Regions from separate parts of the Homo sapiens genome. Here region 2 is linked to region 1. Evidence: read pairs that join two places in POLR2A ChIA-PET (ENCODE). Cell type or tissue: GM12878. All regions are shown on one strand. Each heading gives the region's core, and the rest is flanking DNA. Links, peaks and the distances in the headings are about the cores only.

Region 1 (4,398 bases), core at 359-4,358:
TGTCAATTACTATATATCCCTAAACAACCGAATTTTTGTTTTGCAGGTTTTCTGACTCCATATGAATAAACCACAGTATATGTGTTTTTCTAGAATAGCTTCTTGTATTCCAGGCTGAACACTGCTTCCCTAACCTTGTGACTTGGTCCATCCTCTGGCTGCCTTTGCTGAGACCGGGACATTAGCTCTCCATGTAATTGGCATTCCTTTGTTGTCTTTTCTCTCTGGCTGCTTTTAAAATCTTACCTGGTTCTCTGGATGTGGATTTTCTGGTTCTTAACTTTTGAAATTAATTTTTTTGAAGTTTTGCTTGGGATTTGTTTTCTGAATCAGAGGATTTGTGTCTGTTCAATTCTGGAAAATTCTCAGTCATCATTTTTTCCAGTATTGCTGTTCTCTGATCATCTCTTGCCTTCTGGAACTCCCATTCCATATGTGTTAGAACTTGCCTCTTCCTCTTTTTTGTTTCACTTTGCTGCATTCTTGATAATAGTTTCTTCAGATCCATCAGTTTGCTAATCTCTCCTCTACTATATCTAATCTTCTGTTTCATCTATTTATTAGGATGGTAATTTCAGTTATTGTGTTTCTCATTTTTAGAAGCTCACCTTCATTTTTTAAAACCTGCTTTGTCGTGTTTATAGTCTCTCATTTTTACCCATATTTTCAATTCCTTATTTTATTTTGTTGAACAATTGAATGTGCTTGTATGTTCTCATTATAAATCTAATGTCTGAAGTCTTTGTGGGTCTGATTCTGCTCTGTTGTCTCTGTGGGTGCTGGCTCCTTTTGCCTTATTTTCCTGTTTCTTATGAATTGTGATCATGGTGTTTTTTGGGCCAGTATCTCTGAGAATATTTTGAGGCCTGGGTTGGAGGTGCATTTCTTTGGATTTGCATTAATTTTTGCCAGGTTCCTCCCACGTCAGGGCTAGTTTGTGGTTATGAATTTGCAGGGAGGTAAGTTTTCTTGTTATCCCTTTCTGTGAAGTAGGTTTGTTTCTAGTTCATTCCTGCACTGAAGGTATAGCTCTTTGGAGTCTCAGCTCCATGTGACGGTTTCTTATCGCCTGACCTTGGGCAGATCACACATGGTTGTCTCCAGGCTCCTGAGCTCCTCATGGGTAGCAGAATGGGAACTTGAGTCATCTGGATCTGATTAATTCCCCATAGTGAAAGCCGGCTTTGGAGTGCACTGGTTCTCTGCGTTCTTGCTTTCTCTTAGTTGTGGCCCTAGAGGATTCTTTTATTTGCTAGCTCAGTACTCTGTGTGTATTTTAAATAACATTCTATCTTGCATTTTTAATTTCAGGAGGATTATTTAGTGTTCCCAGGGTTTCATATTGTTTGAAATGATAGTGTTCATTAATTATGTAATTAATAGACATTATGTTCTATGAGGTGGTTTTGTTTGCTACTATATTTCTGAGTGTTTCTGTGGGGAGCCATAGGGCAGGTTTATTAGTGTTGTCTGTCATCAAAGGCAGTTGATGAAGTGTTATTTTCTGAGGGCATAAGACTTTTCAATGAGAATTTGCTTGGAATGCATTCTGGGTGAAGTGTAGGTTGCTAAGATATGTATTATTTCTTTTATAATGGAGCAAGCATGGATTATCATTTCTCTATGGAAACCAGAATGTATTTAGGCACAGAGAACTTGTTCTCAAAAGAGCACAGAAGGTCACTGGCACAGCACTTTGGCAAAGGCTCAGATCTACATTTCCAGATTACATAAGGGAGGAGCTGGTGGAAAACCCAGTCTGGGGCACCTGTCTGCATTGGAATAAGCAGCGTGCCTGGGCTGAGTGAAGATCTGCTACTGACATTTTTGTTTTATTTCAATAGCTCCAGTTCTCCCTGGATCCAGAACCCATTGCTATCAACTGTACAGCCTTCAATCACAACGGGAACCTGCTGGTCACAGGGGCAGCTGATGGCGTCATCCGGCTGTTTGGTATGCAAGTGTGCTCATAGCAATCCTTGATCTCCTTAGATTTCCCAGGCAATTTTTTTTGCCGACGTTGGATTTTTTTGCCAGCTGGGCTAGAGGCTTTTGCAAAACCCTGACTTCAGATGCATGTACTACAGCTTAACTTTGGTCAACGTTTTCAAAACACCCACCGTAATAAACTCGCCCATAGTTAGTGTCAATAGACATGGGAGGGGGTGGAGCTCAGCGGTCCTTGAGTCTTGAGTTGTTCCATCTGAGTCCTTGTCACCCATGTGAAATACAGGAGGGCATACAAGAGTACTGCTGTCCTACCTACTTGCTGTGGGTAGTTGATTCTCAAAAGCATCAGAACAGTGCTCCTTAACCAGAGGCATACATCAGAATCACCTGGCATGCTGTGTAGAAATCCCCAGGTTGGGCTCTGTCCCCAGGAGACATCCCCAGAGCCTGGGCTGGGGCAAGGCAACTGTATCTTTAGGGGATTCCCAGGGCACATGGGGAAGTTACAGAGGGGAGTTTCTCAGGTGTCTTCCTAGACTTAGGGCTCCCCAGGTGAGCTCCCCCCAGGGACTCCTGAGCCTCACTTCTGACCTGGTGAAAGAAGCTGCCTCTGAGGCTTAGAAGCAGCCTGACCTCTTGGGCAGGGGCAGCTTTATGGCGCTCATTGGGTCCTGGGTGCCTGCCCTTGGCTTCCAGAACAGCTGTCAGCCTGAGTAGAGGGTGAGGGGGCCTCCTGCTGCAGGCAGATTCCTTCTGCAGAGCCCTGGCCAGGATGTGAGTGGCCGTGTCTCATTGCCTCAGACATGCAGCAGCATGAGTGCGCGATGAGCTGGAGGGCCCACTACGGGGAGGTCTACTCTGTGGAGTTCAGCTATGATGAGAACACCGTGTACAGCATCGGCGAGGACGGGAAGGTAGGCGGCTGCAGGATTCAGATAAGAGAGCACCGGGATGACATGTGGGCCGGCTGCAGGTTGTGGCCATACCTGTTACTAGCTCTGCAACCTGGGGCCTCTTTTTGCAGCTTTGTTATCTGTAGAATAGGGATAAACTAGTAATTCGTCTTACAATCTTTGCGAGGTTTTAGTGAATTCAGTGGGAGTTGGCTATCCTTATGAAAGGAAGTACCAAAAATTACTCATCTTACCATAGATGTATCTGTGGGGTCTGGATTTAGGGCTGAGTTTGCTTTGCTGGGCTTGGTAGTGAGTGGTCCCAGGACCACTCATGGATGTGTAGTTTGCTGAGTGGCTGGGTACAGCTTCTTAGATGTGTACAGACCCCAGCAGAGCCCAGAGATGTAAACAAGAAGCCAGAAAAAAAGGAAAAGTACATGCCCCTGGTAGATTCCCTCTGTGGAGGGTTAGGAACTAGGAATAGTGACTGCCTCAGAGGGGGAGCTGGCAGGGGCAGAGATGGGAGAAGGATGCCCTTTCCATGTGTGCCTGCCTGGACTTTTGGGATTGGACACTGTCTATCTTTTTATCCCTTGAAAGGAGTAACTACAAAATAAATTCTTCATTTGAAAAGTTTGGGAAGGGACTTTTACATTAAAGCTCGACTTCCTTGTTATGTGGGATGCTCAGTGAAGAGGTGGTCACAGCCAAGTATCCTGTCCGTAGGGTAGGCTAAGGGATGATGTCTGCTATGATAAGAAGCTGAGTTTATAATGGCATCGCCCAGTGTTCAATTGATTATATGCCTGAAACACTGGAAATATATGTGGACTTTGTCCTCTGTACCTTGTTCCTAGGATAGAAAAATCTAGTTGGGGTCTAACTCTGATAATAATAATAATAATATGTCACTTGAAGCATTCCTCCTGCTTGAGAGACCAGGAATCCAGGCAAAGCCACTTGCTGTCCCTTTTCCTCTCCTAGGGTCAGGCCAGAGAGAAAGAGAAGGGTTGGACTTTAATGTGAGGTTGCTGCCTCTTTTTCTAGATTTTCTTCCCTAAAAAATGCTTAAATCATGTTGACCAGAGATAGGACCTGTAGACCTCTCACCCACTTTTCTGCCTCTGGCACTTGAAAGGCTTTTCAAGGATGTCAGCACTGTGGCTGGGGGAGGCGGGTCGCCCTCGCCAGCCTCTGCTGTGGGGTGGGTCCTGGCTCTTCCTTGAGGCCTGCATTGGCCAGCTCCGCTGCGAGCACCCTGCTTGTGCCCTGTGACTGCAGTTCATCCAGTGGAACATCCACAAGAGTGGCCTCAAGGTATCCGAGTACAGCCTCCCCTCAGATGCCACGGGCCCCTTTGTGCTGTCTGGATACAGCGGCTACAAGCAGGTTCAAGTCCCCAGGGGCCGACTCTTCGCTTTTGACTCGGAGGGAAATTACATGCTGACATGTTCTGCCACAGGCGGCGTCATCTACAAGGTAACTGATGGTTGGGGGTGGGAGGTAGTGGTATTGTGGTGGGCAGGGGTTCCTCCCTGGAGGTCTGGGCCAT
Region 2 (4,398 bases), core at 316-4,315, 200 kb after region 1:
TAGGAAAAATGAGGTTGGAGGGGGTGGTAGCAGAGGAGAGGTGGGGATGATGGTAGAAGGACTGAAAGGAGAAAAAGAGAGAGAGATGTCCTATACTACAGAAGATAAATATATACCCAGCTTTGAAGAGATGTGTAAGGAAGTGATTCTGTTTAGTACTATTAAGCATGAATTCTTTAATATATTTTTAACCCTATAACTTTGGAATTCTTGAGAAAAATTACCTTTGTCCTCTATGAACAAAAATCAGTGTTCTTTCTCTCTCTCCACCCGTCCTTTCTCCCCATGTCTATCTATCTATATGCCAGATGATATATGAAGAAAATTTAGTTTTTAAGAACTCCTAGTAGGCACTGCAATAAGTGTAGTTATAAAAAGTATGTATGTGTAATTTTTTTTTATTCACCAATGAGTGTCCATAAGATCTCCACCTGGCAATAACATATGTTTGCGTGCCTCAATCAACAAAAGGTGGAAAGTCATGGCAGTGAAAAGATGATGAACAATGGGATGTTTCTGTCATGCCTGTGCACGGATTGGAGAGATGAGGCTATAAGCTTTACTTGGAAAAGCAAAAATGAATTTGGGAATGGACACATACAGAAATATTAAAATCTATATATACTAAAATATATACTCTTCAGTTTCATAAACATCCATTAAAGGAAAAAGCAGAGAGTGGGAAAAAGACAAAGGAGCAGAAAGAGAAAATGAAAGAGGAAAAGAGGAAAAAAGGAGAAAGGCAGAAAGTGGTAAAAGAAGATAAAGATACACTAAGAAGACAGACCTACAAGGAGGAAATAAGGAGAAAGAGACAGAGAGCCACAAAGAGCAGGACTACAGCTCACAGCCATTCCGGCATAGCCTCCATCTGTGACTTCACTCTGTGTATGAGTTTGTGCCTGGGACACCGTCATGCCCTTTGGAATTGTTTAGAATTGCTAAAGCTTCAGGAGCCAAGCAAATGCTGCAAGTGCCTCCATTTAAGCCCATGTGGCTACTGAACACTTGAAATGTGGCTGATCTCAATTCAAATGTCTGTAAAGATAAATGCACACCAGATTCTGAAGACTTTGGACAAAAAGAATGTGAAATATTCTGGATATATTTGGGTTAAATAAAATCCATTTTTAAAGTTAATTTCATTTTCTTCTTTTTGCCTTTTTAAATGTGGCTACAAGCAAATTTAAAATTACATTATGTGGCTCATGTTATATTTCTGTTGGAATGTGCTGTTTTCTAACATTGTGAGTCTCCTCATTAAAATTAAGGTTGGCAAAGTAAGTTTGCTAATGTCTGAATCCCCCAAACTGCTAAAAACATACCAATATGCTGGACTTTTTCATCGATGACTTCACAATGGTATGGCCACCGTGTTGGGCTCAATGGACCAGAAGAAGAGACACCATATAAATCCCTTGGTTCACGAAGACGTGGCACCCATCTCCCTAGCTGATATTCTAATAGTATCTGTGTAGTCCGGGGGAAGAAGGGATCACCAAAAGAGTCAGCTGAGAAAAAGATTCAAACACAATCATGAGTGGGAAGAAGAAAAATACCAACTCCTGTAATTTTTATATAGTTCCTTTTTTCCTTTCAACACTATTCAATGTGTGGGTATCATTATAAATGTTTTATAATTCATGGCACTGTTTATAAAAGTACTAATGAAATTTTGTGATGATTGATCTTCACAGTAGCCAAAAGATAGTTGACTTTTATACTATTAATTTATTCTAAAAGCTCACTACTGGTTTAAAAACATGTTTCTCGTAGCTTTTCTAGCAAATCATCTACTTTGACTCTTCTTAAATGTAGTCACACTATTTGTCTAACGAGTTAAATACAGTGATGAACTATAATTCCTCACCACTTCCTGGAACTGTATTCTCAAGGTTTGCTAGTGAACTCAGTCACAACTTTTTCTCAGTTCTCCTTCTAGAGCTACTGTGTGATACAATGCCAGGAACACAATTCACATAGACTAGTATGGGGCCACGCCAAGCAGGCTGTGCAGTGATCTGGTGTTTTGGTGTGATACTGTACGGCATCAATTTGACGTTGATGGTCACCCTCCTTAAGCGCACTTCTCTTATGATACATTTCCTGGGTTTCCCCCTCCCTTCCACATATTTGGTTTTCCATTTGTCTCACTGACTCCTCTTGCTCTTTCACCTCTGAAATGTGGCTTTTTGCCGAGATTTAGTTCTTGGTTATTTTTGTACAACAGCTGATACAGCAACTGGACTAGAGCTCAGATAACTGGATTCCTTCCCTTTTACCACTTTGTTTTTGTATGACTTTGTTTGGGCAAGGCAGCCTCTTTGAACATAAATCTTACTACAGGTCAATAACTAATAATATCACCTGCCCTAGTTACTTATCAGGATTGTTCTATAGACTCATTCATTCAACAGATGCTTATCATGCATCTACTATGTGCTAAAAACTATATACAGACAATTGCCATACAGGGTGAAAAAAACAATGTCCCTGCCATCATGAGCTTACACTGTAGTAGGGCATATATAAATAGGAAAACAAGATAATTTCAGTGATCATAAATGCTACAAAAATAAAAAACAGAAATATAAATGAAGATTAGAAATGGGAAAGTGGGAGTAAGAATGCTATTTTAGATAGGGTGGTCAGGCAAGATTTCTCTGAAGAGGTAACATGTGAGCTGACACCTAAATAATGAACTCAGCCCCGGAGTAAAGACTGTTGTGGCTGGACACACTCTAACAAAGCTGAAAGGCAAGCCTCAAAGTAATGAAACTGATCCACAAGCAAAACAACTGCTTATCAGGACAAAGTCCAACATTCTTTAACTGAATACAACAAAATCCAGCAACCACATGTAAAATTTGCAAGTTTGTCATTCACCCAAAAGTTAATGAACAAGAGTTCTAGTCCTGCTGTGGCAACATAAGTCTTATAAAGGCCTTCTCTCTCACTAATTCCAACTAAACTCTAGATAAAATACAAAAACATAACTATCTGAAGAATTTGAAAAGTAAACAAGAGCAGACTGTAGAGTTAATACTTAGAGAAGCACCCCCACAGGAAGGTGAGTCCAGCCCCTTGTTTGCTCTGGCCTGCTGAATGGCAGGCCTCATGCACAGAGAAGTGTGGTGGTGCAAATGGCTAAATCTCAGATAGAAACTGAGTCTTTTTTTTTTTCTGTTTACTAAAGTTTGGAGTTATTTTTTATTATAAATGTTTGATTCCAAAATGCTTGAGAGTAGCCTTTTCTTTTTCTCTTGAGCAGAATAATTTAGTCACACCACCCTAACAATGATAATATCCTATTTAGTGATTACCTACTATGTGCCAGACCCAGTGCTTGGAAGAGATACAAACATTGATAAGACAGCCTCTGAGATCAAGGCGTTCTCAGTACAGACAGAAAGAAGGAAGGGTTAGGTGATATGATATGGCAAGGGCAACCATGCAGGCATATACAGGATGTCATGGGAGAACATGGTGGGGTGGTCAGTAGTGTAGAGGTTGAGAAATTCTGGCCTAGACTAAGAAATGACAATATGTACACATACAAGAAAACAAACAAAAAAAATTCCTTCTCCAAATCAGAAACCCAGTCTTTCTTAACAGAAGACCCAGGAAAAGGGGTCCTTACAGTGTGGAGGGAATCTGAAGGGAAGAAAGCAACCAGAGAAAGGTATCTCCTAATCCTGTGTATGAGTGCACAAAAGTCTCATCCTAATCCCTGAGCTATGCAAGCAGACACACTCTCAGAGACTATGAAAACTTAACTGAAATTTTAACCAACCCCCCCCCCACCCACACACAAATGTCTCAGCTCAATCCCTGAATTACACATGTGCAAGATAGTCCCAAACCAATACAAGGAAAACTTAAGAGAACTAAACAGGACTTTGAACCATCTATACAAGTCTCAAAACCCCTGAACTACACTGGCATGGGAAAGAACCAAATAAGCATAGCAAAGGCTTACAGATCAGAACTGAGATCTGAATTATCCACAGAAGGGGCACCAGAACTTATTGCTTCAACCTAACTGGATTGATTGCCTGCTAGAAGAAATACACTGACCCAGAATCTACACAGCATAGCATGAATAATGGAAAACCAGGAGTAGGACCAGTTCTCAGGGCAAAAGGCAATCAACAAATGTTAACATCAAGATAACCCAGATGTTAAAACTATCAGACAAGAACTTTAAAGGAGTCATTACAATTATGCTCCATGAGGTAAGGGAAAAGCACACTTGTACTGAATTAAAACCTAAGAATTATTGGCGAAGAAATAACACATTGCTGGGAATGCAAAAGGATATAGCCACTTTAGAAAACAGATACAGTTTCTCATACAGTATATAGTTAGCATATAACCCAATAATACTATTCCTAGGGA

What was found. Peaks named below come from ENCODE experiments on the same cell type or tissue, not always from the same donor. Only the 100,000 strongest peaks of a DNase experiment are listed, where the experiment ranks them.
Region 2: POLR2A ChIA-PET joins it to region 1 with 29 read pairs; 16 of 35 experiments call an interaction of 5 or more read pairs at or near these places.

Annotation. Positions count from the first base shown.
Region 1 is chr7:135,186,899-135,191,296 of GRCh38, reverse strand. WDR91 (WD repeat domain 91) reads left to right here. Exons shown (of 15, transcript NM_014149.4): 12 at 1,845-1,953; 13 at 2,752-2,864; 14 at 4,128-4,325. Among named protein-coding and RNA genes, the nearest start is that of MIR6509, 18 kb to the left of the region's middle. RefSeq lists enhancers at 2,423-2,552, 2,593-2,812, 4,194-4,243. In GM12878, for the core only: a CTCF peak has its summit at 4,310; a DNase peak (open chromatin) is centred at 2,397; H3K4me3 peaks cover 1,594 bases; H3K27ac peaks cover 2,526 bases.
Region 2 is chr7:134,990,606-134,995,003 of GRCh38, reverse strand. It overlaps AGBL3 (AGBL carboxypeptidase 3), which reads right to left. Exons shown (of 17, transcript NM_178563.4): 4 at 1,326-1,511. Among named protein-coding and RNA genes, the nearest start is that of AGBL3, 6.3 kb to the right of the region's middle. RefSeq lists an enhancer at 3,506-3,555. In GM12878, for the core only: no CTCF peak of the experiment used is centred there; DNase peaks (open chromatin) are centred at 1,983 and 2,824; H3K4me3 peaks cover 2,169 bases; H3K27ac peaks cover 4,000 bases.